Linked DNA regions of Homo sapiens: all the other regions are linked to region 1. A link is a contact called in ENCODE Hi-C data. All regions are on one chromosome and are shown on one strand. The core of a region is the stretch at or near the end of the contact, and the rest is flanking DNA. Distances in the headings are between cores, read along the strand shown.

Evidence for each region. Hi-C counts contacts between places; a loop is a spot of excess contacts on that map. Pooled maps may share reads with other maps.
Region 2: a loop to region 1 is called in a map with no recorded cell type, with 15 times the contacts of the local background. The contact joins the promoter of RELL1 here to the enhancer-like site in region 1. A Hi-C loop is called at or near these places in 3 of 37 single-sample maps with no recorded cell type and 4 of 50 pooled maps.
Region 3: a pooled map shows a loop between it and region 1 (8-fold over the local background). The contact joins the promoter of TBC1D1 here to the enhancer-like site in region 1. A Hi-C loop is called at or near these places in 2 of 37 single-sample maps with no recorded cell type and 3 of 50 pooled maps.

The regions. Positions count from the first base shown.
Region 1 is chr4:40,991,298-40,994,439 of GRCh38, forward strand. The region is part of intron 6 of APBB2 (amyloid beta precursor protein binding family B member 2); the gene reads right to left. Among named protein-coding and RNA genes, the nearest start is that of APBB2, 220 kb to the right of the region's middle. Within about 2 kb of position 1,559, at least 9 of the 41 ENCODE cell types and tissues checked have a DNase peak (open chromatin) inside an H3K27ac peak, as active enhancers do.
Region 2 is chr4:37,684,910-37,688,051 of GRCh38, forward strand. RELL1 (RELT like 1) reads right to left here and starts at 1,467. Exons shown (of 7, transcript NM_001085400.2): 1 at 1,291-1,467. The coding sequence starts at 1,378. RefSeq lists silencers at 1,006-1,675, 1,856-2,165.
Region 3 is chr4:37,889,412-37,892,553 of GRCh38, forward strand. TBC1D1 (TBC1 domain family member 1) reads left to right here and starts at 1,673. Exons shown (of 22, transcript NM_001396959.1): 1 at 1,673-1,937. RefSeq lists silencers at 1,192-1,381, 1,702-2,201 and an enhancer at 2,981-3,110.

The DNA of each region.
Region 1 (3,142 bases), core at 309-2,808:
TGAGCCACCGTGCCTTGCTGGGTTTTGATTTTTAAATTTTTTATTTTGCTTCCTGGTATTGATTTTTAAAAGTCCCCTGGAAAATGCCTTGCATTTAAAAACCCTCACACCCCTTACGATAACCTATTCTGTCCCTAAAATTAAGACTATAACTTTCAAAACACTTTAGATGAAATTGTGCTAGGCCAGAGTAAGTGATCCTATTTATTTTTTTAAAAATATGTATCCAAAAAGTACAGGGGGAAAAAAAACCTATAGTGTTCTAACTATAGCAATTTCCTCCTGCTTTTATCCCTGTGTCTGAAGTGAGGTCATTTTTGTTTGTTTTTGGCAAGTGAACAGAGAAAAGAAGAAAGAAAAACACACACACACACCCTAGACTTTTCACCCCCTCCTCCTAAAACAGACACACTTGTTAATTTACAGCTTTGAAAATCATCTGGGTAGTTCTTCCATAATTCACCATCTTCCTTGGTTTTCTAGGATTTTTTTTAGAACCTTCAGACCCCAGAGGGCATTTCACTTGAAGATGCTACTCGTCTCATCCCTTCAGAAGGTGGGCTGAGGTTTCCTTAAGAATCTTCTATGAGAGTGGTCTGCAATTAGAAAGTTATAACAATTCTACCTGTGAGGGTGTTCTACAATCAGAACACTGCTCTCACTCTCCCTCCTCCTCCCCATCTCTCTCTCTCACACTCACGCACAGACACCACACACACCACACTCACACTGAAATTAAGAGTGAAAACTGTTAAGGCTAAAAATACTACAGAGAGAAAAGCATCTTTGCTAACACTTAATACTCAGAACAACTTTTTGAAAGTGAAAATGACGATGCTTTACCTGACTGATTATCAATGCAGCTGCCTTTTTTGTTTGTTGCTTGTTTTTAAGAGACAGGGTCTCACTCTGTTGCACAAGCTGGAAGCCAGTGGCATAATTATAGCCTTGACCACCTGGGCCCAAGTGACATCCTCTGCCTCAGCCTCCCGAGTAGCTGGTACTAAAGGTGCACGGCACTACACTTAGCTAATTTTATTTATTTATTTATTTTTGGTAGAGATGGGGGGGGGTCTTTCTATGTTGCCCATGCTGGTCTCAAACTCCTAGCCTCAAACTATCCTCCCACCTCAGCCTCCCAAAGCACTGGGATTACAGGTGTGAGCCACTGCACCAGATTGACACAGCTTTTTAGTTCGCTTCAGCAGCTATAGATTTACCTTCTGATGTAGTTAAACAACATTTTAGATACGTGCTGAACAGCAGTCTTGGACACCTCATTAATATGTAGTAAGGAAGAGAGCAAACCAACACTTGGAAAATTGTTCAATGAGGTGTGTGAAATGACTGGATGGAAACGCTGGTAACCCCTGGAAGTAACGCGGGAAGTATGAAGCCAGCGAGCAGGAGTATCACGAGCAGAAGACCGACCCCCGATGTCCAGGCCAGGGAGCTGCACCACCCTCAGGACCCATCACCTTCCTCACCCCTTCAAGTAAGACCGAGGCTCATGGGCAATGACGAACAAGCCAAACCACAGGGCCGGATGGAGATAGGCCGGCCTGCCATGTGCAGGATCTCTACGTTGTGAAACACTGTCTTCCTGCCTACTTGTTCTAGTCTACTCTGCTGCTTATCTGAAGTTATTTTCTGTTTGTGTACACAATCGTAGTCCCTCTTTTACTCTCTCTCTGTGCTTTTCCTTCAGTGGGAGAATTAATTTTCCATACCAGAATATTTATAAAATCCAATTTTTGCTGAGCCCTTACTACATGGCAATCACTACGTTCTGTGCCCCACATGTCTTGTTTCAGTTAATCATCACAACCACCCCACAAGGCAGAGACTATTATTAACCCTATTTGACAGAGGAGGAAACGTATGGTGTTAAGTGACTCAGCCACAATCATCCATTTAGTAATAGCACAGCTGGGATTTAAATATTCAGTGTTCATAGTGCAGTAAAGCTTATGGCACAAATTCCATTTTAGGGACAAGAACAAGAGAAGAGATTTCCAGTAGTTTAATTTCTGGAGCACAGGAGCAATTAAGAACTCTTCTCTCTTTTTTTTTTTTTTTTTTTTTTTTAACAAAAATGTTTTTTGAGACAGGGTTACCCTTTGTCTCCCAGGCTGAAGTGCAGTGGTGTGATCTTGGCTCACTGCAGCCTTGACCTCCGGGGCTCAAGGAGATCCTCCCACCTCAGCTTCCTGAGTAGCTGGGACTACAGGCACGTGCCATCATACCCAGCTAATTTTTTGTTTATTTTTTATAGAGATGAAGTCTCATTATGTTGCCCAGGCTGGTCTCAAACTCCTGGCCTCAAGCAATCCTCCTGCCTCAACCTCCCAAAGTGCTGGGATTACAGCATAAGCCATCATGCCTGGCCACTTCTACTTGATTCTATCAAAAACAAAAGAAAATATTATTTTTTAAAAGAAAATAAATGTTTTCCACGTTTTTCATTAAGGCTGTGATTCTTGTTAAATGTTAGCCAGATCAGTATCCATTATAATAGGAACACAGCACTTCAAACACAACAGAAGGCCCTAACTAAAGCAGTTCCTGTGTCAGAATCTGAGCCATGCTTCTCAAATGATGCATAGAGGAGGAAGTTAAAATGCAGGTTCCTGAGACCCACTACCTGCGTCTGAGTCTGTAAGGCACAGGTAGGGCCCAGGTATCTACATTTAAAGAAACACCTAGGAGAGGCTGGGCGCGGTAGCTCACACCTGTAATCCCAGCACTTTGGGAGGCCAAGGCAGGCAGATCACAAGGTCAGAAGATCAAGACCATCCTGTGAATGGTGAAGCCCCGTCTCTACTAAAAATTACAAAAAATTAGCCGGGCACGGTAGCGGGCGCCTGTAGTCCCAGCTACTCGGGAGGCTGAGGAAGGAGAATGGCGTGAACCTGGGAGGTGGAGCTTGCAGTGAGCCGAGATCGCGCCACTGCACTCCAGCCTGGGCAACAGAGCAAGACTCATCTCAAAAAAAAAAAAAAGAAACACCTAGGAGTTCTGATGCAGACAGACTACAGGCCAAACTTACTAGCTGCAACGAGATTTTCTCCAAGACTTGCAAATGAAGAAAATAAGATTGCTCTTGAAGTTAAAGTATGATAGTTGAATCAGTCAATGGATC
Region 2 (3,142 bases), core at 217-2,716, 3.3 Mb before region 1:
GCCACTGCACTCCAGTCTGGGTGACAAAATGAGCCCCTGTATCAAAATAAGGAAAAGAAAAAAAAAATTGTCCCATCCAGTAAAACATGTCACTAGCTGCCATTTCCCCAGGTGGATGGCTAACGGAAATACGGGCCTGCTAAAAAGACTCAGGAGACAATATTATCCATCTCCTTCCCTTCCAACCTGCTCTGGTTTCTATGAAAAAGTGAAGGCCAAACTGCTAAGTCAGTGTAAAAGTTGTAAGCGACTGAAATGTTCTCAGGAGGAAGAGTTTATGGATGTTTATGGAGGAGACAGTCACTGTTGAAAGGCTTCCAGTTGCTTATTATTTGGGCCTGAGGAGGAACCACCGCTGAAATCAAGCTTGGAAGAGCTTGCTGACGTCAGATTCCCAGCTGTAGTAACCCCAAATGGCCAAGTAAGTATGTTTTTTTTTTAACTGCAGCTGTTAGGTGGCAATTAAGAGGGGAAGCGGTGGTAAGGAATCCCTAGTGTCTGTAATTATAAAAGCAAGGATGTGACATAGGACTTCCATAAAACTTACACCTCCTCTTAAGATTGATTTCAATTAAAAACTGCTTCATCGTTGGTGACACTTTAGCATCTCTGTTGGTGGCTTCCTGCCCTGACCACACAAGGTTCCTTTCGTGACGACAGGAATCAACAAAAAGAAGAAAAAAATGTAAGTTTACCAACGCGCCTTCCCTTTTTCCGAGCCTGATTTATACAGGATATATGGGAAGAAATGTGGACTCCTTGACCTGTTACAAGAATCCATCAACCACCCAAATAAATGGAAACGTGGAAAGAGATTCAAAGTCCTCCAGGTTTTAGGATATTTTAAGGTATTTAAAAGGGAGAAGGAGGCGCCGACAGCGCACCCGGTGCTCTGTGTCACGATCTTCCGCTCGCGGCGCCTTTGAGGACAAGGGCGGCGGGAAACGGGTCCGCGGGGTTCCGAGGCGAGCGGCCGTGGAGGAAGCGCCCCCGAAGAAGGCCTGGTCCCTACGCCCCGCACTGCCCAGCGCTGGGGAACACAGATCCTCGGAGGAGGCCCCAGGGAGGGAAGGCGGGAGCGGGGCCCGCGGGAGGGGAGGGACGGGAGCCGTTGCCACGCACCGCGCCCTGCCCGGACCGCCGCGGGACAGCCAGTTGTTCAGTGCCGGGATCCCGCGGCTGTGCCAGAAAGCAGGACGCCGCGGGGCTGCCGTCCCGACCCCTCGCTTCCTTCCGCGCTCCCGGGACCGGGCTCAGCACCCGGCGCCCCGGCTACGACCGGACACTCACCCGGAGCCACCAGCGGCGAACTCACGGCGCCTCCCACGAAGACAGCAGCGGCTAGGACGGCGGACCCCGGGAGTGCCCGCGGAGCCATCGCCGCGTCGCTTCGCCCTCCTCCCCCAGGGCGCCGCGTCCCGCGCTCGGGAAGGCAGAGCCGCTCCGGAGCCGGCGGGCTGATCGAGTGGCTGGGCTGGGCCCCAGGGAGCGGCGAACCCCGCCCCGCCATTGCCCCGCCCCACGCCACACCCACCTCGGCTCGGTCCCGCCTCTCCCCGCGCGCCCCGGGCTCCACCTAAGCCGGCACGAGGTCCACTCATGGCTCCGCCCCCGACTCCCCGCCCACCTCAGCCTGATCCCGCCTCTCCCTGCCATTCCCGCTTCCTTTCCAAACCCCGCAGCAGCCTCAGCGGCGTAGCTAGGCCATGGACACGCCCTCTTTCTCCACCCACCTCAGCTTGGCCCCGCCTCTCCCTACCGAGCCCCGGACTCCACCTAAGAAGGCACGTGGCCCATCCATGGCCCCGCCCTTTTCCCCACCCACAGCTCAGCCCGACCCCTCCTCTCCCGCTTCCTTTCCAAACCCAGCAGCAGCCTTGGCGGCGCAGTTAGGCTATAGCCCCGCCCTTGCGCCCTGCCCACCGTGGCCCGGCCGTGCCTCTACTTGCCAGGCCCGCTTCCTTTCCAAGCCGGGCCGGGATTACGCGGGAGCCCGGGGCGGGGGGAGGGTCGCCCGGGTGCAACCTCCCTCGGTCGCTGGGACTAGGCGGGCGTGGGAAGAGAAAGAGGGAGCGCGCCCCGAGAAGCACTGGACAGTCAGAAGCGGCCAGCACTGGAGTGAGCACAGGCTTTTTTCGCTGTTGGCATGTCTATCCACTAGCATTCCCCTCGGTTGCAGATCTAGGGAGTGATGCTGTGCTGGATGTCACGTTCTGTTGTTTGGAAATTAGCAGAAAAGATAACTTAAATTTCTTCCTCTGTTTGTTTGCATTTAAGCTGCTCCTATTGGGGAAAATACCTCTATGCATTTTCAGGAACAACTTGCCTTTTTTTTTTAATCGTGTGCTTGTATTGCACCTTGCGCATACTCCCGCAAAGTAGGTCTTTCAATGCCCAGACGCTTATTATCTCCTCACATCCTCACATCAGCTCTGCGAGGTGACTATTAGAGGCCAGGGAGTAAACCCACGATGTCTGGGCCACCATGATAAATTGTAATTATCTCATTGTCATTGTGTTTGCTCGCTGCTGTGCCCTCAGCGCCTGGATGGAGGACAGACAGCACACGCTAAGAGGTCAGAAGTGTTTTCTGAAGTTGAATCATCTTCACAAGCATTAATAGGACTCAGAGGCTCTCTCTGAATAGTTCCTTTTTACTGCCCTGTAGAGACTGTTGTTACTGGGCCATCAAGCATTTGCTTGAAGGAAATTAGGGCAGGACTTGAGCAAATACTCAACACCAGCAAGAAGAGGGGGTGCATGGAGGCTGTGGGTTTTCACAGGATGGGTCTCATCCTTGAGGTGACTGATAACCTCTAGTTTTCAGAGGACTATTTATTCTCTCACCGAGTCCTCCACGCAGTCTGCTGGACTATTATTACAAACATTGCATTGATGTGGGAATTGCCAGTGACAGAAGCTCAGGCCACTACAGTACAGATGGCTGAGGCTGAAGGATGGAGCCCCTGCCCTTTGAAGCCCAAGGAGGGCACTGCGCGTCCTGCGCTCAGTTGGCAGCGCATCCTACAGTCTGGCAGTCTTAGCAGGCAGCCTTTGCTAGTTTTATATCAACATAAACATTGAGAATGTGTGCGGAGGAAAGCGATCCATGTGGATTTCTAACTAAAACAGGAGAGAATCC
Region 3 (3,142 bases), core at 423-2,922, 3.1 Mb before region 1:
GCATCCAGGGAAATCAGGGAATGCCATAAGACAGCCCTAATCTAAAAGCCTACAAGAAGCTCAGTGGGCTTCAAGGAAGACACTGCTCTTGGTACGATGAGGAAACCTGGCCCTCTATTTGCCTCCTGGGCCACAGTAATATTGATAATAGCTGCTGCTTTTAGTTGAGGACCATGTACGTCTGTGTCACTGCACTGGCCACTTTACTTACACTTTCCTGCTTTGTCCTCACAAAGATCCTGTAAGGTGTGTATTGGTCCCATTTAGCAGGTAAGACAATGAAGACCAGAGGTCCAGCACCTTGCCTAAACCACACCTGCTGGGATTTGGATTCAAGTCCAACCGTACAGCTCAAACGCTCAGCCACTTCCCTAAAGTCCACCCCCAGCTACATTAAGTAAAAAAATCCAGAAAGATGCCACCTGGGGGTCTGGAACTGCCTCCTCCGAGCACCCGGCTCTCCCCTCCCTGCGGACTCTTCTCTGGAGAGGATGTGATGCTTCTTACTTTTCTCAGATCCCTCTCCCCACCCTGCGAGTGACGTTGCGCCTCTGTGCCTGGTGGGATAGGGATCTGGGAGCTTCGCCTGTTTTTTGCACACTGCCATCCCCTAGTCTTAGGGAGCGAGCTCTGTCCCGCTTTTCACATCTCCGCGTCTTTCCTTGCACTCTACATCACCGCTGGGAATGTCCCCAGACCTGATCGGGGCATGCACACTGGGGTGTGCGTGTGCGTGTGGTGTGTGTTCCTGCGCGTGTGCCGGGCTCGCGGGGCAGGAAAAAGCGCCTAATCCAGGCTCTGCGTCACTCCCGCAATTGGTTAGAAATGGAGTTTCCTGGTGTTTAATCCCGGGAGGGCACTTCGCCTTCGTTGTTTCCCAGAGTCCCTGATTTTCCTGCCTCGCATGCCAGCGCCCCATAGGGCATCCGTGCCTCAGTTCACCTCTTGCCATCCTCCAAGGACGGGGAGAAGGGGTAAGGCGGGGGAGAGCAAGGTGGCTTGGTCGCCCCCGGCCCCCGCCCCCCATGTTGTGTGCAGTTTCCACCACGTCTGTTTCGGAGGGAGAAGAGGAGGGTGCAGATGAGGCGAGGCGCCTTCGGGAGCGCGGAGAGCGGGCAGGCAGTGCCACCTGCTGAGAGCCACTCAGGCCGAGCAAGCGGCGGGCAGTGCCACCTGCTATAAATAGGCCGCCAAGGACAGGGTGTGCGACTGTACATCCCGCCACGAGGGCCTGCATCACGCGCGGGGCCCCGCGCCCCCGGCTCCCCAGGGAAACGCTGTGCCCAGATCCTGCGCAGGGGTCTGGATGGGGCGGCGGCCCGAGTACTTCCCCCCTATTCCCCCCACAGACACTGGCTGAGGATGGCCCGCGGGCTTGGGGGCGGGGGGTGGCAAGGAGGGGAGGGAGGCCGCGGCGGACCCGCAGTGCAGCAGCTGTTGCTCGCGTGTGACTCGCCCGTCCGGGCCGTGCTGCCCAGGCACAGTCACACGGCGCAGTGGGGAGGAGGAGGACACCGAGTCCCCCTCCCAGCTCCCCGGGGACCGAGTGGGGAGATCCCGGCTCCTGTCTTCCCCTCGCCTCCAGCGCGCTCGCCCAGGCTGGGAGGAGGAAACCAGAGCCGCGCGCAGACACCTCCTCCTTCTCCTCCTCTTCTTCCTCCTCCTCCTCCTCCTCCTCTTCGGCTGCTGCTCCTGGTGCCGCCACCGTCCGCCGGTGCCTGTTGCTGCCGCCGCCGCGGGACCTGCTGTGTCCTCAGCTGGGTGGAGAAGAGGCGGGCGCCGAGCCGAGGGGAGCCCCCTCCCCGTCCCCCCGCGGCGGGAAGAGCGCAGCCAGCCGGGTGCGATGGACTCCCCGCCCGCCCAGGCCGTCCCCAGGATGCCCCCAAGCACCTGCGCGTCCCGGCCCGGCCCCGGGCTCTGAGCGCGCCGCGGCACAGGTAAGGCGCTTCCTGGGGCTTCGTCCTGGCCACCCTGCTGGCTCCTCTCGGGGCGTCGCGGCCGCCCCCTCCCGCAGCACGCCCCTGCCCCGCCTGGCCGCGGAGGGGAAGGCATCTGGCCGCCCACGGACGCGAGGCCAGGGTCTCTCGGGGGAGGAAGTTCATTGCCATCTCGTTGCCCCCCTTACCCCCCCACCCCCGCCGCCCTTGGACGAAAGCGAAACCTTAATGTTGCTAGCGACCCGAGAGCTCCGCCGGCTTCTCCCCCAACCCCCGCCAGCTCACTGGTCCGCGCATCTCTCCCCTCCCCCCTCCCGCCAATTATCCTAGCGTGTTTGCAAGGCGACCAGATTGGAAAGAGTGTGGTCAGAGTGACCCCAAGCCACGCTTTAAAAGTTCAGGGTACTTTGCAGTAGTAACTTTGGCAGCTCCACCAGTGCGCGCAACATTTCTTTCTATGGGTACATCCTGTACCAGTCATTTTGAAACCCTGCTTCATTGTTTCTAGCCGCTTCCTGATGGCTCTGTGATTATGAGACCCCCCTCAAACTTCACCAGGCATTAAGGTTTTGTTTTTGCTTTTTTTTCAGAGAGGTATCATTTCGTTTGAAATCCACCTAGATGTGGCTTTTCCTGTTTTGATTTTACTTAACATAGCTTATTCTCTGGAAGTTGCTTTAAAAAGAAATTGAAAGTGATGGTTGTTCCTTCCACCAAACAGTTTAATTTTCAGGGTGCCTCATATTAATGGATATGTTTTCCCTTCATAGATTTCTCATTGTTTCCCTTATGATGGGATGATTTCATTTATTAATAAAATCAGACTTTGAAAGAGCATTTAAAAATGACCTGGTTTAAATAGGTCACACCCAAGAAACTCAGCTATCTGTACAAGTTCAAACTTCTAAACTTTTTCAATGAGCTAGGGGTGGTGGCACCCACCTGTAGTCCCAGCTACTTGGGAGGCTGAGGCAGGAGGATCACTTGAGCCCAGGAGTTCGAGGCCATAGTGAGCTATGACTGTGCCACCTCACTGGAGCCTGGGTGACAAAGTGAGATCCCATCTCTTAAAAAAAAAGAGTTTAGGGGACATTTTCTGAAGTGAACACAAGTAGAGCATTCTAACACTATTGAGTGCAAGGAGACCTGGAAGGGACTAAGTGGTTCAAAGCAGGAAATAAAATCATCAGGTGATAATTAAAATA